Linked DNA regions of Homo sapiens: region 2 is linked to region 1. Evidence: chromatin loops called from intact Hi-C (ENCODE). Cell type or tissue: OCI-LY7. All regions are shown on one strand. Each heading gives the region's core, and the rest is flanking DNA. Links, peaks and the distances in the headings are about the cores only.

Region 1 (11,570 bases), core at 1,500-9,499:
CCTTCTTGGCCCTGTTAAAAAAGTGATTCCTAAACCTTATCATGCACTTGGATTGAAAAAACAACAAGAAAGCATGGGAAAGAGGAAAGAGGATTCCTTAAATATGGCACAAGTAAGTCCAACATTATCAATAAACGCACTAAAAATGAATGGGGTAATTTTCTTATTAAAATATATGTTTTTCATACTGAGTTAAAAACAAAGTCCAAAAAGCATACATCTCTGTGCCCTCACATGGTAGAGACAGAGGAGAGCTCAGACTCTCTTCCTTTTCTTAGAAGGACTTAATACCATCATAGGGGCTCCACCCTTATGACTTAATCTAAACCCAATTACTTCTCAAAGGCCCACCTCCAAGTCCATTGGGAGTTGGGTCTTCAACATATGAATTTGGGGGTCACTGTCAGTACATAAGAAAGCATATCTGAAATAACACACAAGTGTTCACGGAAAGGAAAAAGATATACTAAATGAATGTGAAACTGAAAAGCAAAGTAATACCATCAACACTTGGCAAAATAGAACGTAAGTTGAACATCTGCTAAATACAGAAATTCTCCCACAACATAGATCATGAATCTGCCTCAACACAACACAACTACAAACTATACATGGCAAAAGCTGACGGACATACAAAAGAAAAATGCAAATCCACAGTCTCAGTGGGAGAACTCAAAAAACTTCCCTCAGAAAGCAACAGATGATGCAGACAAAAAATAAAGACAATTTGCCAAAATGCCATCACAACTTGATATTTCTGGTGATGTTGGGGTTATCTGCTTACTGTGTATTTGAGAACTTCTGTTCACCTGCTTGTCAAACTGACCAGCAGGGGGTGCTGCGGAGGGAAACACTCCATCTGGAGAATGCTGGCAACTTGTCTCTTAAGTCTAGAGGCTCCTTGTCCCCCTCATGATCATCACCTATGAGGTGCAAGCACTGCTGATACAGGAGCTAAAAAGAAATTATTAAGCAGTTAGTGTAGGTAAGAGAGTCCTCGGTAAGGTTTTTCTTTTAATAAAAAGCAGCCCCCATATAATTTCTTTTCTAGCAAAAATCAGCCTAAAAAATCAAGCCACAAGCATACATAAGCAAACTAAAAACTTGCATAGCTAAATGCTGGCACCTATGCAAATAGAAAAGGGATACTTGGAAGCCAGGCATCCTCAACATAGAGGTTTCCTCTTCCTATTTTTTTTTGTTTGTTTGTTTGTTTTTTCAGATGGAATCCCGCTCTGTCACTCAGGCTGGAGTGCAGTGGTGCATTCTCAGCTCACTACACCCTCCACCTCCTGGGTTCAAGCAATTATCTCCCTCAGCCTCCTGAGTAGCTGAGATTACAGGTGCCCACCACCACGCATGGCTAATTTTTTTTTCGTGTTTTTTTTTTTTTAGTAGAGGCGGTGTTTCAGCATCTTGGCCAGGCTGGTCTTGAACTCCTGACCTCTCGTGATCCATCGTCCTTGGCCTCCGAATGTGCTAGGATTACAGGCATCAGCTACCACGCGTGGCCTCCTATTCCCTTTTCTTTGTATTCACGTGTGCAGGCGACATGGCACAGGCCAGGTAGAGGCCCCGTTTGCATACTAAAGATTCATGTGGGATGGCCAGGCTCTTCATGCATCACATAAATGGCACACCTGCTCCAACCAACCCTCTGAGCCCTATGTAAATCAGACACTGCCTCCTCAAGCTCCTCTATAAAACCAACCACAACTCGCCCCAAACCCGGAAACCTGCTCAGGCACCTTTCCAATGCATGAGGAAACTCTCTCTTCATTCTTTTGCCTATTAAACTTTTGCTCTTGAACCCACTCCTTTGGTGTCCACATCTCAATTTCCATACTGTGAGACAGCAAACCTCTGGCATTTCCCCAGACAAACGATGCCGCTTCACTGCCATCTCAAGCCCAAGTGCCAAAAATGACCACTTTAGTCTGAAGAATGCCACAGCTGCCACCATGCTGCTTAGGATAAGCAAGGACATGAAGATGGAGTGGGGACGGGTTTATTAGAGAGGCCGCAATAAAAGCATATCCCAGGCAACTTTCCACTTCTTAACTTCTGTCATTTTCAAACTTAAAGGTGTTTTTTATTGTTGTTGGTTTGCTTTTCTTTTTAACAGTTTCTATTTCTGGCCAAAAGACTGCTTTTTGTTTTCCTGCTATGACATATTTATTCTTTGTTCAAAAGTCTTTTCCATGATTTCATATAGGAACTAAGAAGACAGCCATGTGTTTGCTCAACACATTGATCCCCTCTCCACCTAGAACTCTCTTTACTGTTTCTCCCAGGAAGATTCCACCCCTCCTGTTCTGCCAGTTTCCTCATATTTGCCTCATACAATTGCCCTTGTAGGCAGATGAACCCGGGCTAGTTCTACTTTACTATGGACACCAAAGCTTCTGAAATAACATCTGAGTCTTGGGATTTGCATATGAATCTTCCCTTGACACAGCAAACAGTCTTTCCTTTTACCTTCACTAAAGTCATCTACTTGGGAGAATGGAGAGCACTAAAATTCTACAGATTTCAAAAACAAACCTGCTGTGCCTTTCCAGAGTCCTTGGAATGCAAAAGAGAAAATAGGTTAGAAGGGATATTTTCTCCTTCCTTTCTTACCTTGAAGGAGCTCCTATTTTTAAAGGGAATCATTGGGGACAATCCAAAAGAAACTCTTGCAAATCAAGCTTTGCCATGCCATCACGAGAAGGGTAACATGTGTGCCCAGTGGTGAAATTTTTAAATTTTGGTAATGATCTCCAGGGTCACCCCTATGGATAACAAAAATATTTTAAAAACCTATAATGGTGCCAGCCTTTCAGAACCCTGTCTCTTTGCAAGGACCTACCAAGGTCTAGAGATCATAGCACCTCACTAGCAGCCTACAGGCATTCTCCAAAGGTTCCCACCTGCCCCACCCAACATACACACACACATACACACACACACACCCTCCTGCTATCCTTTGGCCCTAGATTTCACCTAACTTTATTCTAAATCTTAATCACCCTGTGCCCCCAAACTCATGTGTTATAGGGCCTTGGTAATCCCTTTCTAAGCATATTCCCTGACTTCTTAAATTCTATTTATGAGACATATATCTAAAGTAAAACTATATTTCAGGCCAGATCAGCACGCTTCTTATTACAATTATAAACACTGAACTTCTTAGTTGCTGGGAAAATATATTGAAAAGGCATTATTATGCTTGTATAGCCATAGATTATCTAGGGAAAAGTATTGAGTGTCTCGAGAATGAGTGAAAATTGTTTCCCCAATATACACCTTTTTTTCTTTTGAAAAGTATATCCTGCGTATATTCAAAAGATAATGTTTTTCAAAAGGGGAAATTGCCTCCACTGTGGACTCTTATTAATTCACTTATCCATCAAGTTCTCTTATTAACTCACTTATACATCATATTCCCTTATTAACTTTTTATTCAATCACTGGTATTTGTTTCTAGTGCTCATAATTGAACACAAATTTGTTTACTATTATATAAAATAAAGTAACAGCTATTCACCGTTTCCTCCTTTACCTCAATAAGTTGACATCTTCCAATAGATTTATTTCCCTGTTTTGCTCCCTCCTCAGATCCAGATGAGTGTGCTAAGTGATACAAAATGCTTTTATTCCTCTACCGTTCAACCCCCTGAGCCCGATGTTTTAGTTCCACGTGTTTTAGTTCCAGGTGTCACAGAATTTCCCTTGCAGTGTGTCTCATCAATTTAAAGAATCCTTCTTTAAAACTTTTCTTACACATTCCCAGAGAGCCTATCATTGTCCATTTAGAGTTAACTCTCTACATAAAATTTGTCAATTTTTTTTTACTCACCACTGTTTCCTCTCCTTATTTTCTGCTCCTATCTGAAATCTCTTTTCCTATTTGATTAAATTGCTTCTTCAGTATTTCCTGCATGTACATATGCTACCGATATAATATCTGAAGACTCTCAAATCCACAAATATCTTTCTTTGACCCTCACAAGAATATAATTTCTGCAGCCTTATACATTGACAAATGTTTGTCTTTTACCCTCAAGTGACTGATTCCCTATGACATCACATTTTAGGATGACCAAATATAATTTTCCACTTTATACATAAGGAAACTGAGGTACAAAGAAACAAGGTAGCCTTGAACTTTCATTCAAGGTCACAAAGCTAGCAAAAAGTGGATGACTAGCGATGAGGTCTTCAGGTTGAGATTAACAAACAACATCACAGGATATAATAGGATTTAACCCAACTTCAACTTCATAAAATGAATGGACATTCCCTGATCTTCCCTCCACTCCCACCCCCACCTCAGGGGATTTCAGGATGCACTGGGCAAAACTGTCTCCCTCCATCCCCAACCGTTTCTCAGGCAGTGACAGGTGTCAAGAACTCCTCGCCGCCCTTCTTGAAGCTTACATTCTGGAGCAGGGAGGCAGAAGCTAAACCAAAAATTAAAACAACTGTGAACATATTCCCTATAAACTCAGATGTAGTATATGAAAACAACACATGATTTGACGACAGAAGATGATGGAGGGAGAAAGAACAACAAATAAATAGGAAAAGAGGCCTCAGATAGGAGCAGGTAAAAAGGAGAGAAAACAGGAAGGGGTCAGGACTGGTTTCCCTCAAAGCCTGTCATTTGACAGAGAGCTGCAGAAAGAAGGAATAGAGCCAAGCACATAACAGGAGGGTAGAGTTGCAGTCTGAAGCACCCAAAATGGTCCACTAGGATGGACAAAGGACATACTTGAACCACCACTTAGATTCATCTTCATCTAAAAAATAAGAAATTAAGTGTGTGTAATATTTAATTATTTAGTACATTAATTACAGTAGAATATATAGAGTTGATGCTCAATTTGTTAAAAAATAGATATCTAAAATTAAACCTCAGAGATTACTCTTGCCTATGACAACGAGCTTCTGAAAGGCAAGGATAGGTCTCACCCATCTCTGTATCTTCAGAATCCATCATATTATGTGGAACATAATAGGTATCAATAGTATGTTGGGGAAAAAAATCGAAACCATGCTGAGCACCGGAATTCTGTGTAAATCTTTTTAAAAAGTCTCTTCTACTTTACATCAGAGTCCCTTTTGTATTTTTAGTATCATCCAGCCCCACGCCTTGCAGATAAGCCCCTAAGAAATGAATGGGTGAATGAATGTGTGGACAGCGGGATGGATCATTGAGTGAGGAGCAGTGATTCGCAGGACCTGCATGCATTGAAATCCTGCCAAAGCAGCCTCTGCAAAATAAAAGACCTTGGGCTTTGGTTTCTGACACAAGTTAAAATTATCCAAGGACTCTCCTTGGGCCACTTAGTTGAGGTTTCCTAATCTGTGAAACAGAAAATGAATTCAATAGAAAGATGATTGAGACAAATTTCTGGAAGGTGCCAAAGCAGGATGCCTGGCATTGAGGGACGCTTCACACCTGTTATCTCTCTCCCTATTCTCTCTTCACCCCTACTCCCGCCCGGCAACTCCCCGCTGTCAGCTCCAGGAATACTTACCTGCTGAGAAAAGGAAAAGCACAACACTGACTTTACCCCGCGACGCTTTTAAAAACTCCAAAACACCCAGCGCGATGGGGAGTAGGTTTCCCTAAAGACAGGTGGAGCAGCCATAGTTAACTTAGAGGAAGGTGAATTGACAAAGAGGGTTGAGCCACTACGAGCGGGAGTTACCTTGGACTAACAGTTGTATCTTCAGCGAGCACAAGTCCTGGAATCTCCCACGCCCATCCCTTTTTTTAGCGCCACAAATGCAGCCTCCTAAGAGAATGGGAAGCTTGGGAGTCAGAGAACAGAAGATTGAGCTACCATTGGCCTTAATGGATGTCAATCTTCACTTGTCTCTTTTTTTTCCTTCCTCGCCTCCTTGCCCCTCCCTATCCCGGTAGGCGCGTTCTCTGGCGCCATCATATGGCAGAATGCGGGACTACACCAAATGCGGAAAGGCACCTTCCCCTTCCCTGAGTATCTGCAAACTCAGGGCTGGGCTTGGTTTTTAAGAGCTCAGCTCCTGTGCCAGGGGCGGTGCTAAAAGGGGCTGCCTGCGCAGATGTCATTCCCACAAGATGCAAGTAAAGAAGCACCGCGGACACCGGGGGAGGGTCACAGAGTGACAGGAGGACTGGTTGACCAGCTGACTGGCCTCACTTCTGACAAATGCAAATTACCCAGCCACAGTCCAACCAAGGGTATCAAAACAGGATCTCTGCAGATGGAGCTCAGTGTTATGTGTTTTGGATGCTCGCAATAAGATTTTCATGCACCATAAACTTTCCTGAGTATCTCAACCAGTTTTGTTGATGCCGGGGTTTGTTCAAAGCTGCAGATTACTGGGCCTCACCCCAGACCTACTCTACTTAAATATAGTGGGGTTCCCATAATCCCCATTTTAAAAAACCTATCCAAGTTAAAGTACAGAGAATCACAAACTGGAAGAACTCCTTAATTTACAAATAAGAAATGGAGACCCCCCCACCAAGAGAGAAAGGAATTTGCCCAAGGTCTCCCTGAAAGAGCCTAAGAAAGCGTGAGGCTCTAAGGTTAAAATCCTACCTGACACCCTTTCCTTTCCCCAACTAGTCCTGTGACCTCTAGCAAACTATCCTGTCCTAATCTGTGAAATGGGAGCAACAGTCACACCTACCCCAACTGGTGACTGCAAATATTAAATGGGGCCACAATGAGTCAACTACCAAGCACCACCCCATTGTAAGTTGAGGTTGAAATGATTCTAGATCGCCCTACCCCCATTCATCTCCCAGTACCATTGTATGACCGTGGAGGTGAAACCATCCAGCCGCCTGTTGGTCCCAAACCATGTTCACCTCCACCCGTGGCTCAGTGACTATTTCTTTTCTTGAAGAGAGAGAGAGGCTCCTTGGAGCCTCTGGAATCTGGAGGGGGATGTTACCTTCCCCCTGTGTGCATTGTCTTCCCAAGATAGGATGGACTACGGGGTCTCCATGTGAAGAGTTAGCTGCCAGGGCATCAAGGATGGCTCCTAAGTGGTTGCTGGAGGCTTAGAGACCCCACTCCAGCTCTCTCTCAAATGGGGGCAGCTTGTTTGCAGCAGTGAGTGAGGTGGGCCCACTACGAACCCACAGGAGGAGAGGAAAAGACCGTCCCATCTAAGCTTTTACATAACCCATTGCAAGCTCCAGAATGTGGTGCCCAGGCCCATATCTATAACCCACCCCCAGAGGCCAGTTCTCCTCAGCCTTTCCTGCCACTTCTGCCATTGTACATCCAGACACTTCCCCTGTTCTCTTCTATCAAACTCCTACTCATCTCTCAGCCATCTAGTCCAAATATTAATCTTTCTCTGTGATATACTCTCAGGGTAGAGGCAGTGGTGCCTTCCTCTGTATTCCCAGAACATGTTGTCTGCAACTCTAAATACAGACATCATCCTACTATTAGGGTTCAAGAGCATCTTTTATGGGTTCATGAAGGAATCACTCTTCGTAAACACTGGCCTTATTCCCTAACTTCACCAGACCTGACCTTAGTGCATGATCCATTCCCACCTCTCCCAACCACATGAGAGGCCTTTTCCTCTTTATGGGTTTGCAAACCACAATATGACCTAACCACCAGTTACTGGCCAAAAGCATTCTTGTCACGTTTATTATAAAATCCAGCCAACAAGATGCTTTGTGCCAAGGGAATGTTCCTTTTCAGGGCAAACACTCTGTCCCCAGGGATGTTAGACAACTTCCATAGCCCCGTATAAGCATTAGCTAGAAATGAGTTTTTCCTAGTGGCCCAACAGATTCCCTGAGCATCCCTACTCTTTCACGGATTCCCATTGCAGTGGGATTGCATCAAACCTCTCAGGGCAAAGCTGCAAAGGGAAAAGCAAAGCTAGAGCTCTACTCTGGACCTATCGCTCTAGACAGTTAGTTTCTCTGTGAGGGTCAGTTTTATACGTAAGGAAGAAATGGAAGATTGCTCCCCAAAACGGCATCAGGTTACTTATCCCAATTGTGTGGTTCAGTTGCTACGCCAGTGATGAGCAAATAAACAGGAAGTAGAAGCACAACTATTCCTAAGCTCAAGAAGCAGGGAAGCTCAGGAATTGGTGTGCAGCAGTGCTGCTTGGAGCGCCATTACGAAGGAACAAGCACGGTCCACTGGGAGGTAAAATTCAGGGAATCGAAGACACAGGGGGTATGGGAAACAAGGCAGGCTTTTTTATTTATCATTTGCCATGATATCTCTCTGTGAACTTTCTTCTCCCTTTTAATTTTCCCTGTACTTTAATTATAATTCTTAGGCCTGACGTGGTGGCTTACATCTCTAATCGCAGTACTTTGAGACGCTGAGGCAGGCAAAGCAACTGAGGCCAGGAGTTCGACCCAGCTTGGCCAACATGGTGAAACCCCATCTCTATTAGAAAAACAAAACTCAGTTGGGCATGGTGGCAAGCACCTGTCATCCCAGCTGCTCAGGAGGCTGAGGTATGAGAATGGTTTGAACACAGGAGGTGGAGGTTGCAGTGAATCGACATCATGCCACTGCACTAAAGCCTGAGCAATAGAGCAAGACTCTGTGTCCAAAAAAAAAAAAAAAAATACAAAACTTCTCAGCTAATGGCCAACATTGAAATACAAAACTTCTCAGCTAATGGCCAACATTGTTACCATCATAAGTCCCAGCTTCCCTGTCTTCCTGTCATCATGTGTTGAATGTCCACTTCCCTCCTTATTTTTCAGTTGGAGTGGATTAGCATCACCAATTCAACATGTCACAAGTAGAATTACACAAACACACATAAGCACCGCAATCCTGGCACACACAGCATCTCTGTCCTCAGACTTCCCCATCCTTCTAGTTGCTCAAGTCAAAAGCCCAGGAATCATCATTGAGCCCTCTGTTTCTCTTATTTATGGACCATCCATAAGCAAATTCCATGGGCTGGCCCTTCAAAATAAATGTGGAATCCAGCCATTTCTAACACTTCCACCATTACCATCTGAGGTCGGGCTCCAACATCTTTGCAATCCTGGGATAGACTCTTAGCTGCCTTCTCCCTTCCACATCTCTTCTTGTCCTCCCAGAGTTTGTACCGCGCACAAACGCTGCTAGGGTGGTTTTAAAAAATATGTCAGGGTATATTTCTCCCTTACTTCAAATCCTCCATTTAAAATAAATTTCACATTTATAGCCAAATCCAGACTTCTTCATATGGCCCACCAGGGGCTTTATGCTAATGGAATGTGCAGATGCTCCTCCCTGAGGAGCACCTTTTACCAGGGCAAATTTTCTATCTCCAATGATGTCAGGCAATTCCGACAACACCATTCTCTACTACCTCTTGGTTTTCATAGATATTTTTCCTCCAGATTCTACAAAAAAAGAAGATCAAGTCTCCTTGTGCAATGATTTACTCTCTGATGTATATTGGTGCCAGGCACGTGTACTGCTTTCAGATGATTCAAGAATAACAGCGATTTGAGAAAGCTGTCCTTAAGTTTTCTCTTCTCCTTGACTGTATGACATTATTTTTACAATTATACTTCCAAAGTTTGCTCTTTCCAAACACCACAAGACCTATGTAATTTAAGCAGTGATTTTAGGGGTCTCTGTATATTTTATATTAATTTCAGAAACATGCTCATGATTATTCCACCAAAACTATCAACTGTTACATAAACATCTGTCCTTCTATGAGTTGCAAAATAATTGTCACCATCCCCACTTAATCAACCATCTTGTATCCTTCTTTGACCAACTTCTGAAAAATAACACCCAATACTAAAGGCATCTCCTTCTATTCAGGGTCTCAGACAGTAAGACGTTCTTTCCTTAAACAGTAAGACGTTTTCTCAAGTCCCATGGAAAGCACTTCTTTGATATCAGTTTGGGGAGGCCGAACTCTGGAGTCTTCATCCGAAGAGTAAAGTACCGCACTCAGTAATGCGCGTCCTGGGAACCAAGCCTAAGCAGTTTTGGCCGCTTCCTCGTCCAGGCTGGCATTGTCTGTGTTCGCCAGCCCCTCCGCGAAGTTAGCTCATTTGCGGATCAGGCCAAATCCCTGGAGACTTCACGCAGACGCGGGTGCAGCCTGCTCTGGGACTTGAAGTCCGCTGGAGCCTGAGCCTCTGCATCATCCGGGTGGAGCTCTCTCTGCTGCTGCCAAAGGATCCCGCCTGGATGCTCATCCCGCCACCGTCGCCCACCCCGCAGCTGCAGAATGGCAGCAACTGCCACACACCTAAGCAACTTGGCTGGCTATTCGCCCTGCAGCTCCCGCCAGCGCGCTGCCCAAGCTGGCAATCAAAAGTCTGGGAAAGCGCGAAAGCGCCACGTGCCTCGCACTCCGCCCAGCTGCCGCGCAGCTCCTCCCTGGCTTCCACTGGGAGACAGGGGACTCCCATGAGAAGGAAGGAGCAGGGCAGTGATTGCTTAGTTTATCCTGGGACGCGGGAGCTGTCCCCGTGGACTGAGTGGCGCGGAGAGGGGATCACTGAGACCGGGAAGGGTCATCCAGACAAATAAGGAGGGGTGCGGGTGGGCGCGCAGTGCCCTCCGCCCGGCCTTCAGACCCACCCGCGCGCGCGCAGGCGTGTGCTCTCATCCTTCCCTTCCCTTCACTGTCTGGAGTGATGATAATTGGCTTCCAAAGTGGATGAGAGATGAGTCATTTACATCCAATGAGGGAAAAACAGCCTCCAGAGACTCTTCGTCCATTGGCCAGTGAGAGTGTCAATTCCCAGGCTCCTGCCGCACGCGGGCGAGCCCTTCTAGGCGGGAAAAGTTCAGCTGAGAGATATAAGAGAGCAGACTTTCCAGCACCTGTGAATCCAGAGCGGTGGGCACTGACGGGCACGTGCACCGTGTGGACAGACTCTCCAGTTCTATGAGTGGTTTTTCTTTTCCCGGGTCGGACCTGGAGTTCTTAAGAGGATGGCTGACAAGGGCAGTAGGCAGAAGGACCTCAGCCCAAAGTCAAGGAGGTTTTGGATGGGGAGCTGGGCAGCCGCCCGTTGTAATTCCCTTCCCGTCTCAGCTTCAAAGGCCAAGAGTTGTACTCCTGAAAAGATACTTGGAGATCATCTGGGTGTTCCTGAATCTCAAGAGGGTCGTTTGACCCTGGTGGGTCCTTTCCCTACCCGGTGCCTTTCTCGCCCGTAGAAGGAGACCAGGTTCGGTTAAGCAGAGCAGAAACTATTCACTGATCAAGGAATGGAGTAGGAGAGCTCCTGCTCAAAGTGCCTGGGGTGTAGTGTGGGGGTGCTCCTTAAGGTCTTTTAGGGCACGTAGTTGGAAAGCAAGGATTCCTGGAAAGAGATGGGGCTTTCCAGAACCAGCTGAGTGTGGCAGTCTCCTATTTGCTGTTGCCGCCCAACACTACATGTGCCTAGCAAGCTGCATTTCTCCCGTAGGCACAGATTGAGGTATGGTAATTAGCAATTGAGGATTCAGGTTAGGGTAGCGCTTCTAAGTTCGTTTCCCATCTTGTAGCACGGTGGTTACTGACATCCAGTCTCTGTTTCTGTAAGCAAGCACAGCTTCAAGCACAGGTTACCTTAATTGGTTCTG
Region 2 (11,570 bases), core at 3,506-11,505, 140 kb before region 1:
GCTGCTCTTTGCCTTAACTCAGGAATTCTCAAAGCCTGGCCCCTGGGCCAGCAAGATCAACACAATCTGAAGACTCACCTCAGATATATTAAGTCATATCCTGTGGGTTAGGGCTCAGCAATCTGTGTTTCAAGAAACCCCCAGGTGATTCTGATGCAGAATGATGGCAAGAACTCAGACACCGATTGGGACTGCCAGGCAGGTGGAATCCTTGCTCTCCAATAGATACTGAATGTGAGAGGCCATGAGCAAAGCCCTGCTGGAACTGGGCATCCGTTTCTCCATTTGTCAAGTCCCAGGATTTTTACCAGGTCTCTGAAGCAGTGATAGAATCAGGTGAACATCTCAGTGGGAGATGCACACACAATTGTAACCGTCCCTCTTTCTCACTCTAGAGGGAAACGAAACTTGTTAAGTTGCTTTGAATGTCTTTAGGTAAAGTCACAGGTGGGCTGCCTGCCTCTCTGAATGAGCCAGATAATTTGATTTACCCTATTTAGTTACAGATCTTGCTATACCTTTAGCAGAAAACCCACCACCACTACCACATACTTTCCCACAACCTTGGAAAGGAAGAGACATGTTTTAGTTGGAATTTGCTGTCCCTAGACTCTCCTTCCTCTTCCAGTCTTTTTTGGAATGGGGACTTTTCTGTACTGCCTCCTGTACTGCCACTTTCACTCTTTTGGCATGGTGACTTTTCTGTAGTGCCTCCTTAAGATCTCAGGTCCCATCAAACTGTAGAAAGAAGAATTACATTTGTTTGACATGTTTGCTTCTCTGATAGCTTCTGAGGAGATTAGGAGGAGTGCAGATTTTTACATCCTCCTTTAGGGCTGAAAGTACGATTACCCCATATGGTTCTACTGCCTTCACACTTACCAAGTCTCCCCATAAGAGCCTGGCCTTTTACATATATTATCTCACTTACCAAGCACAGCTCAGAGATGTTAAACAAGTAGCCCAAGGTCACACAGTGGGTGGTAATAGTAGCAGAGCCTGGATGTGTGCTTCCACCCTCTGGACCCTGCTACCTCCCACAGAGGCTTCACAGTGCAATCTGGGACTGGCACTGAATCCTCAGTCCACCTCAGACCCTGTCCTGGCCCTCAAGGAATCTGCTCCCCAGTCAAAGCCTTCCTCTGAGGTTTGGAAGTGAGGGAGTGACTCCCCAGTCCTCCTCCTGTTACCAGTGGATGGTCTTGACTACAAGTTGTCCTTGTTCTTGGCATTTTAAAGAAAGAATTGGTAAAAAGGTACAAACAAAGCAACAAAAGAATGAAGCAATGTAAGCATAGATTTATTGATGTGAAAGTACACTCCACAGAGTGGGAGCAGGCTTGAGAAAGGGGCTCGAGAGCACTGGTTGCAGAATTTTCTGGGTTTTAAATATCCTCTAGAGGTTTCTCATTGGTTAGTTTGTTTACATCCTACATAAATCATATAGTGGCCCACAAGCAGTTTGATTGGTTGTTGAAGGGGACCATCCAGAAGTACTTTCCGTTTTTCATCTGCAATGCAGTGGAAAGTGGGAATTGGTGGCATGATTTGCAAAAGGAGTAGCCTCTGATCCTTTTGTTACTTGATTGTGGAGAGGTGGGATTTTCCTTTTGATTCAGTTCTAGGAAGTGAGTGTGAATCATCCTTAGGTTCCCAGCCAACAGATCCTGTCTTCTACATCACTCCTTCAGACCTGGGGCATCTCTCTCCTTGCCAGCCTGCTCCTCCCCTTGACTCCCCTGGGGCTCTGCAAGGCTGTCTTTGATTGCTGTGGGAATGAAGGAGGACCAGAGAGACCACAGAGTTAAACAGGAGGATTTTTACTGAGTGCACTCAGACCCAGCAGATTAACAGCCAAACACTGGTCCCAGAACAAAGACAGCACTTGACTTTTATACACGCTTCTAAGGTGGGCTAGCTTGAAATAAGTTTACGGTGGCAAAAACGTAGTGGCATGCAAGCAAGGATACAGAGGCAGAAGAAAGGCAGTTAATCAAGTTGTGACAGGTGTATAACTCAGGATTACATGTGACTCTTGCTATACAGCCTAGATGGCTGTTATCCAGGCTTGCTCTAGTGCTTTGCATGGGCTTATCTCATAACTTTTGCTATGGTGCCTAGATGGCTGCAGTCCAGGCCTGCCTACTCAGGCATCTCATGACCTTCACTTGCTGCATAGATAAAAACAGGATACTTGAAGTTACTAGTTACAGAAAACAGAAATCTATAAACTCATAAGTTTACTCATATCATGGGGGAAAGGAAAATTTGTTTTCTTCTCCCTTTGTGGAGGGAATGCTGGAAGTCTCCAGAGCACATTCCTTTCAGTCCTGGCTTCTTAGATAATGTTATCAAGACTTCACCTGGGTCCAGGTTTTGCCTGTTACTGCCTTTGGGATGATTCAGCCTAATATAGAAAGCATGTTTTGCTCTTTTAAATTTTATTTTTCTTTCTTTCTTTAATTTCCTGCCTCATTTCCCCCCTTTGATGCTTCCTATAAATGGAATTTAATAGAAAGCTTCACTACAATTTTTTTCTTCACTGACAAGGCAGATCTACTCTCTTTGGCAAATGCTGATACTTAGTTAGAGCCATTAGTTGAGTGGTGGTTGTTTTGTCTACTAGGACTTCTATGGTTGATTGGATGCTCCTGGTAAGAAGGAGCAAGAGGCAAGGGAGTCTTAAGCAACCTCCTAATATAGCCAGCACCACTTCTATTAATATTTTAAATCCACCAAAGAATGAAAACCAACCTCCTAAGAGGGAATCTGCAGACCATCCTGGTTTCCAGGTTTGGACTGTAACATGAGCTAATTTTCACATCTTGGCAGTCATTTCTATAATGGCTTTCCCATTGTCATTGATTTCTAGGCAGCAATTTGTTAGGTTGTCTGGTTGTGCATGCAGGTTCCTAGGTGGGTTCCTGCACTCATAGTAAGTATGGTATAGTAAAGTCTTAACTACTGTGTTTCCTTTCCATGTAGTATGCATGCAGGGAGGGCATCCTTCTATGAGCTCTTCTCCTTATAGCATAGATATGGTTGCCATCAAAGGTAAAGCAAAGATTAGCATTCTTACACCCAGAATGGGCAGAAGAGGTGTTTTCCCAGGGGAGGGGGTTGGCCAAAGCAACAGAATAATGGAAGTATAATTAATAATATAAGGAAAGTTATTGGGCCTAAAATTTCTGGCCACATTTACTCATTTGATGGTGACTCTGCAAGCTTCGGCTGTGCATAGACTAGTCAGCTTCCAGAGTGACTAGAGCAGGGCTTGCTGTTTTATCAAGGTTTTGCCATGTGTGGAATGGTTAGCTTCTGGAGTGACCAGAGCAAGGCTGTTGTGGTCCTCAGTGACATCTCGGTCTCATGGCATTATCAGCTGGTTCAGATGGTCTGGGTACTCCTGGCTGGTCCACTTGTCCTGGGCTGCTAGTTTCAGCTAACTGTAGTGGATCCAAGCACGGTTCCTGTAACTTGAACAGCAGTTGGAGTGGACAAGATTACAGGATGGGGCCCATCCCATATGGGTCCTAATGTGGTTGGATTACATTTCTTAACCCAAACAGAATCACCAGGTTTGAAACGGTATACAGTGTCTGTCAGACTTATAGGCATTCTTTCCTGCACCCAGCCATGTACTTTTGGCATGGCCATACCTAAAGCCTGCATTTGCCTCCTTAAAATTAGTTCTCCTAGCTCACAGAGATCACCTTTAATCTGACATATAATTCAGGTGGCCGGCTGAATAAGTTCTCCTAGGGTGAATACCCAGTTTGTTTGGCGTGGGCACACCTGACTTGGAGGAGGACCATGGGCAAGACCTGATCCCACCTCAGATGAGTTTCCTAACAAAATTTCTTCAGCAGCTGCTTGAGTGTCCAGTTCATGTGCTCCACTTTTCTTGAGCTCTGTGGCCGGTAGGCTGTGTGTAACTTCCATTTTATTTTTAATAGCCAAGTTCAGTAATGAACTATTTCAGCCACCAATGCTGGTTCATTGTCTGACCCCAGAGTCAGGGGTAGTCCAAATCTGGGAATAATGTCTTTTAACAACACCTTGGTTACCTCTCGTTTCTTCTCTGTCTGGGTGGGGAAAGCCTCAAACAACCCCGAAAAGGTACAAATAAACACCAACATGTACCAATAGCCTCCTGCCTGAAGCAGCTCATTAAAATCCAGAAGCAAATTTTCACAGGATGTGGCTTAAATTTCTTGAATTCCCGGGGTTCGGGTAGGCCCCTGCTGAGGGTTGTTCTCGGCACAAGTTAGACATTGTTCACAAATGGCTCAGGTAATGGCAGTGAGCCATGGCACATAGAAATGTCATCCTAGCAATGTTTCTTGTGCCATTTTTCCCATATGAGTTCCTCGGTGGAACTGTTTCACAAACCTGGGGGCCACCATTTCAGGTATGGCTAGCTTCCCATCAAAGGTTTTCCACCATTCTCCCTCAATGTATTTCCCAGTTTTTTGGGCAAACCAGGCCCTTTCATTTGAAATGTAGCTTGGGGTCTCCGGGAGGAGGATCTCCCAGAGGGGAGGCATAGCTAAGGCTTTCTCTCTAGAAGGCAGAGCTGCCATTGCTGCCTGTTTTGCCTCTTTGTCTGCCTTCCTGTTCCTTTAGCTTCTAGTGTTCCTGATTTTTGGTGCCCTTTGTAGTGCAATACTGCCACCTGTTTCCGGGCCCATACAGTGTCTAAGAGCTGTAGAATTTCTTCCTTGTATTTTAGTTTATTTCCTCCTGCAACTGCAGGAGGAAAGAAAGAGTTCTCTTTCTTTGTAAATAGTCCCATGAACATGGAAAGTGGCAAAAGCATATTTGGAGTGTGGTTAAAAATTTGCTTTTAGGTATTTTGCTAGTCAGAGAACTCTTGTCAGAGCTGTCAGCTCTGCCTTCTGAGCAGAAGTTCCAGTAGGCAAAAACTGCACCTCTACTACTGAGTCCAAAGTCACCACTGCATGCCCCTCTTGGCGTACTCCCTCTAGTATGAAACTGCTCAAATCAGTAAAATACTCAATGTCCGGGTCTCCGAGGGGCTGATCTGTCAAATCTCTCTGGCTTGAGAACACTTAATCTACCATATCCACACAGGACTAAAGGGGGCTTCCTGGCACTGACAAGATGGAGAGAAAGGTAGCCAGGTTTAGGGTGTTCACAGTCTCTAAAGCTATGCTGGGATTCTCACATAGAAGCCCTTGGTATCGAGTCATTTTTGGATGTGATAACCTAAGGTGTCCCCTTTGGTCCATCAAAGTTATAACTGAGTGCGGTACCCGGATTTTCAGTTGCTGCCATAAAGTCAGTTTATTATCTTCTTGCACCAGTAGGGCAGTGGCAGTTAGCACATTGAAACAAGTAGGCCATCCAAGCACCACAGATTCTAGTTGCCTGGACAAGTATGCCACCAGGCGATGCCAAGATCCTATGACTTGAGTCAGGACTCCTATGGCCATTTCTTTTCACTCATGGACATACAAAAAGAAAGGCTTAGTTAGGTCTGGCAGTCCCAAGTTTGGGGTCTGAATTAACGCTTCTTTGATTGTTTTTAAGGCCTTCTCCTAATTGGCCTCCCAGAGGAGGGGCTCCATTTCTCCCCACTTTGTGGCTTCATATAATGGCTTAGGCATGAGCAAGAAATTTGGGATCCAGATGCAGCAGAACCCTGCTGCTCCTAGGAACTGTCTTATTTGATGCCAGATAGTTGGAGTGGGAAGCGCACAAACAGCTGAGACTCCAGTGGCACCTACAATAGTTTCACAGTTCTTGGATAGTGGCCTTATAGGTCAGGTCACTACCAAGTGTTCAGTCCTGGTGTCTACCATAAGGTCCATCAGCTGGCCTTCAACTAGTAATATGACCATACGTTCCTAGGGGCCCAAAGAGAAGGAGCCCGGTCTGTCTGAGACCTCATATTCTTCAGCCCCTGCCATCCTGATCAGGTCAGTGTCTGGTTCCTCACAGGGTATGGTAGCCCTTGGCCAGTGGTTTTTTCATACCGTGGCCTTAACCATTCTCCACGTTATTATTCTCTGGACATTCATCCTTCCAGTGTCTTTTCCTTTTGCATCACGCACATTGATTTCTCTTTAGCCTTGGCCGGCTCTCGAATCCCTTTCCAGACCAGCCTCTTCCATGACCGCATCCATGACCCCTTGCAAAGCCAGCTTCTCTTCCTGTGAGGTCTGCCGCTGGCTAATCAGCCTTTTTCCCAAGCCTCCGTTCAGCCTCCTTCTTTGCCTTCTGATCTCAGTTAATGTACACCTTGATAGCCACTTCAATAAGCTGAGTAGCATTCATGCCTGCAAAGCCTTCTAACTTCAGCAATTTCCACTTGATATCTCCCTGGTCTGCCCTACGAATGCCATATTCACCACGCGCTGATTTTCAGCAGCCTCAGGGTTAAATGGAGTGTATAACTGGAATGCCTCACAGAGTCATAAAACTGTATGGGCCTCTCATCTGCACATAGTAGCAGCTCTGAGATTTTCCCCACATTGATTGCCTTTTTCCTGTCATCTCTTAACCCTTGCAGGATTGTCTCTTGTTAGCTCTGTGGGTGCTGAAACTGGGTTGCATCATTTGGATCCCAGTGGTGATCCTCTTCAAGAAATTGGCCCTGTGTATATGCCTGGGCATCAACTGTGCCTGCAGGTGCATTGGCTTCTGGCCAATGGAGGGCTGCCTGGGTTACTCTCTGGCGCTCCTCAGTGTTAAATAGCATCAGGTTGAGCTGTTTCAGTCTGGCCCAGTTGGATGGTGCGTTAGGAAGATAAACTGCATTACATCTATAAGGGCCTAGGGCTTCTCTGTGTCAGAGGGAGTATGATGCTACCAGTTTAGGAGACCAGTGGTTCAAAAAAACTGGTAAATGAAGGTTTGTTCTCCTCCCTGGATGTGGCCATGCTCATTATAATAGGTGGGTCCTCTTCTTTCCCTGAGAGGCATTTGCATAACTCAGGTGCAGCCAGACCAGAGATGGCCTGCCTGATGTTCTGGGCCTTCTCCTTTAACTTCCTGAAGCTCCAATTCCTCCCTCTCCGGTGAGACTGGGGACATGTATCCATTTGAGCTTGACTCCTCAGGGGAAGTTAGCCTTGGTAAAGGGTGGTAGATTGGAACACGTGAGGTGACTGCAAAACTGGCTTTTCTTGCCTTTCCTGTGACTTTGCCTTTGTCTCTTTACCTTCCTATGCCGTTGATTTTTCTTTCACTTTGGGTTTGGCTTGAGCTACAAGCATTTTACAGTATGCTGCCAGACAGGTTTGCAGCCATGCTGGTTGAATTTGAATTCTATTTAGCCATAAATCGATATAGGAGAATTTGTCTGGATGCCCTGACTGTCCTCCAACCGTGGTCATCACCTTAAATACATGGCCAATTGTTTCCCTATCTATAGTGCCTTCAGCCAGCCAGCCAACACTAAAAGAGAGTCATACTATTTCACAGAGAGTTCTTAACATCTGAGGGGTTACCTTGACTCCATAATTCCTCACATAGCCTTTCTTAAAATTTTTTAACGTGCATTCTAATGGGGTGGGTCTCAATAATTTTCTTCCTATTTCCTCCCAGTTATGGCACAGCACACTTGCTCAGACTTTTGCTTCAGACCGAATCCCTTCTGAACTTGGGCATCCATTTCTCCATTTGTCAATCCCCAGGATTTTTACCAGGTCTCTGAGGCAGTGATAGAATCAGGTGAACATCTCAATGTGAGATGCACGTAGAATTGTAAACTTCCTTCCTTCTTTCTCACTCTAGAGGGAAAACAAACTACGTGCAATTGCTTTGAATGACTTTGGGTAAAGTCACAGGGGAGCTGCCTGCTTTTCTGAATGAGCCAGATAGTCTGGGGTTTAAACGCCCTCTAGAGGTTTCTCATTGGTTACTTTGTTTACACCTTACGGAAATGAAGTAGTGGCCCGCAACCAGTTTGAATGGTTGCGGGAGGGGACCAAACAGAGGTACTTTCCCTTTTTCATCTGCAATGCAGTGGAAAGCGGGAATTGGTGGCATGATTTGCAAAGGGAGTAACCTCTGATCCTTTTGTTACTTGATTGTGGAGAGGTGGGATTTTCCTTTTGATTGAGTTCTAGGAAGTGAGTGTGAATCATCCTTAGGTTCCCTGCCTCCAGATCCTGTTCTGCCTCACTCCTTCAGATCTGGGGCATCCCTCTCCTTGCCAGCCTGCCCCTCCCCTTGGCTCCCAGGAGGCTCCTCAAGGCTGTCTTTGATGACTCAGGAGAACCTGAAGTGGGGAAGGCAGCCAGGTCTTGTTTAAATTCTTACAATATATTTTAAGACAAAAGTCTGGCATATCTTGTCAGAGTTTTCTACATAGATTACCTGTCACCTGTGAATTAAGATAATTGTACTAATTTCTTTCTTATCCAGAAGCCCTTTTATTTCTTTCTCTTTTTTTAATTTCACTGGCCAAAACATCCAGTGAGGTATTGCTTCTCACAAGATGGCATTAGCTGTGGGGTCTGTCCACAGACCCTGACCCAAACGACCTATGAATAACTCGTACGCTGAGACACTGATACTCTGTTTTGCCAGTCCTGCTGAGTGTCCGACCGCCTGCACACCAAGAGAGGTTTGTCACTGTGGCTGGCCCTGAGCAGCTTGCACTCCAGGCATTTATTTTGTATAGAATTAACAACAGAAGCTTTGAATAAACACACTTATGGATAATTAACATGGTTGATTGTAGTTCTACTAACGATTAAAACTCAGGTACCATGGTTTAAAGTAAATTCCATTAGGGGGCAATATCTTTGGTCAATCTCACCCTGAGAGGGCCATCTGGCTCAAAGATTAGTTAGTGGAGGTAGGGTAATCAGACTTAACCGGGGAAGCCTCTATTGTCCCTAGTATTTACCCTATGACCTAATGCTCTAAGGTAAGAACCAGCTGCCTTCAGCCTGTTTAATTATTACAAGCTATGTAACATTTTGGCCTTCCAAAAAGGTTTGTAAACTATTCCCTGTTGCTTTCCCTAATGTTTCCCTTTAATATTTCTGGCACCATTCTGAGTGAATCCCAACATTTCCCCGTTTTTGTTTTCGGTATCATGTCTTTTTGATTTCAGATTGCAGATATGTACAGCCATAGGATTGTCAGGTGAGGTGGTCACTGCTCTTATTCCGGCTTTGCATCCTAGAATTAGCAAATAATACAAGACAATTATGAGTACAATTAGCAACATTTGTTTCCAGTCTAAGAGTGACCGGTAGTGTTACCTGGCATCTTAGTTTGGTGAGTACTGTTGCTAAGGAACCCCACTGAGGGTATGTTAACTCCTTCCAGCCAAGCAGTTATGTCATTAGAAGCTGGAAAGGGAGTATTTGTTTAAGTAAAAGGGCTGACAAAAGGCAGATTCAGAAGATGAGCTTAATAGAGTGTAGCAGGTATAGGTAATAGGCAAAGTGAGAGAATTAAAAATGAGTAAATTATTTGGCTTAGCCTTCTGCTTCCTTAGCATAATGTGTGAGGCCTGTGCTGTTCCTGGAAGCCACATTGTTGAGGCTGTGGGTCCTTAGGGTTTTTCCTAGGCTGGCTTGAGTTTTTTTTCTTTCCATCCTTGGATGAGGATACAGTCTCCAGGCTGGTGCTGGTGTACTGGAAATTCTAGGGGTGGTACCTGTGCTAAGAGATCTTTATAATCTTTAAAGAGCAGGATAGTACTTCAAGAAAAACTTGTGCTTCATTTTAATGTCTAGTTTACAGAAAAAAACTGGATACTTTTTTAAATTTAGCCAATATGTTTACATATAGAATTTTTTACAATTAACATTTTACAACTTGCTTAGACTTTCAAAACAAAAATTATACATTTCCTGCATGAATCCCTTTTATAACATTCTTCACGACTTTCACAGACAATTTTTGACATGCCTTAACTTTTTAACTCTGTTTTGTAATCTTCCTTACTAAGGGTGCATTCTTATATTAATAACTTTTTAAATATTTCCTTTTCCTTCTTCCCACTTTCTTTCCTTAGTCTTTCTTTTTGTGTCTCTTTCTGATCTGTTTCTTCTAGTTTCTTTTTAAATCATTCTTTCCCTTTATTTCTCTTTCTAGGGGTGGACATATGCACACATTCTTTCTCATGTTAATAATTTATTTGGACCACACCATTTATTACTGTTCACATTTTTCCATAAAACTGCTGGTTTTATGCCTTGAGAGGTTTTAGCAAAGTGTTTTTCTACAGCTGATTGAAATTTGTCATCTGAATTTAGAAAATTATGGGTAAACAAGGTTTGTGCCAGTAGTGTTGCAGGGTCTTTACCTATATTCCCCTTTTTCTGATTTTTTACTATTGCTTGACCTTTGGAGTTATATGGGATGCCTGTGGAATGTTGAATATTCCACGTGTGATAAAATTGTTGAAATTGTCAGCTGGCATAAGCTGGTCCATTATCAGCTTTAATCTTTGTGGGCTATCCTATAAATGCAAAAGTTAAAAGATGTTTAATGACATCTTGAGTAGACTCTACAGGCAGAGCATGTGCATTAATTAAATGAGTGTTATTATCAATGGATACACACACATATCTTAGTTTTCCAAATTTAGGCATGTGTGTAATATGTTTGCCATAACTGCTTAGGTTCCAATCCTCTAGGGTTAACACTTGTTGAAGGAGGGGACGTGCCTGTGAGCTGGCAATCTGGACATTGTAGGATAATTGTTGTAGCCAGCCTCTGAGTAAGTTGAAATTGTTTAGATAAGTTTCTCCAATTTTGGTGGAAAAATTGATGCGATTGGGTGGCTAGGCCTAGCAGTGATGTCATCACCTGAAGGTCTGCTCGTTCATTGACATAAGCCAATGGGCCAGGCAGTGAGCTGTGGGCTTGAATATGTGTAATAAAAACAGGATGTGTACGTTGGTCCAGCAATTGCCGAAGTCAGAAAAAGAGTACACAGAGTGTGCACCAGAGTAAACTTAATTGAGGCTGTAAAAGTTCTTTAACAAATACACAGAGTAACCTGAGCTCTTTGAGTGCCAGTAAACCTAGATCCAGTGATTGGATTATGTGGTCTCTATTAGACTACTGCTCTTCCATGTTTACCAGACCCATCAGTAAACAGTGTTAAAGCATTTGGTATGGGGGATTGCAATACGGCTTTGAATTGCATTTTACTTAAAGGAATTTTGATGATATCGAGTCATAACTTAGCAATTGACTGCATTAATCATTAAGATGGCAAGCTGAAATAAATAACGTGAAGTTTAAAAAGAAAATCTGAAAGCATCTTTAGAAGCAGAGACTTAAATTATATATTTTAACCATGTGCTTAAAGCCACAGGCAGAATAGCTTAAATGTTGCAATGGAGTTCTCAGGCTGACCAAGTTTATGGACTTTAATCTGGAAAACAGTCTTGAAAACAGTGACTCACTAACTGGGGAACTTAATTTGGGACTCTTTTAGCAAGTATGAATCAAAGACTATCTGTAATCAGTGGGTTAAGACAGTCATTCATGCATGTTTTGGCTACACTTACATATAACTCTTCTTCACCTTTTGAGAAGGGCACAATATTTTCACCTTTTAATTGAACAAA

Evidence for each region. Hi-C counts contacts between places; a loop is a spot of excess contacts. Peaks named below come from ENCODE experiments on the same cell type or tissue, not always from the same donor. Only the 100,000 strongest peaks of a DNase experiment are listed, where the experiment ranks them.
Region 2: it touches region 1 in a loop (2.4-fold over the local background); 4 of 110 quality-filtered maps call a loop at or near these places.

The regions. Positions count from the first base shown.
Region 1 is chr11:59,052,673-59,064,242 of GRCh38, forward strand. It overlaps GLYATL1-AS1 (GLYATL1 antisense RNA 1), which reads right to left and starts at 5,780. Exons shown (of 6, transcript NR_033853.2): 1 at 5,700-5,780; 2 at 785-954. RefSeq lists enhancers at 5,615-5,684, 5,855-6,114. In OCI-LY7, for the core only: CTCF peaks have their summits at 5,944 and 6,145; a DNase peak (open chromatin) is centred at 5,889; H3K27ac peaks cover 669 bases.
Region 2 is chr11:58,915,517-58,927,086 of GRCh38, forward strand. It overlaps a transcript of GLYATL1 not described here. Among named protein-coding and RNA genes, the nearest start is that of GLYATL1, 18 kb to the right of the region's middle. In OCI-LY7, for the core only: CTCF peaks have their summits at 4,658, 4,860, 7,877 and 8,078; a DNase peak (open chromatin) is centred at 7,875.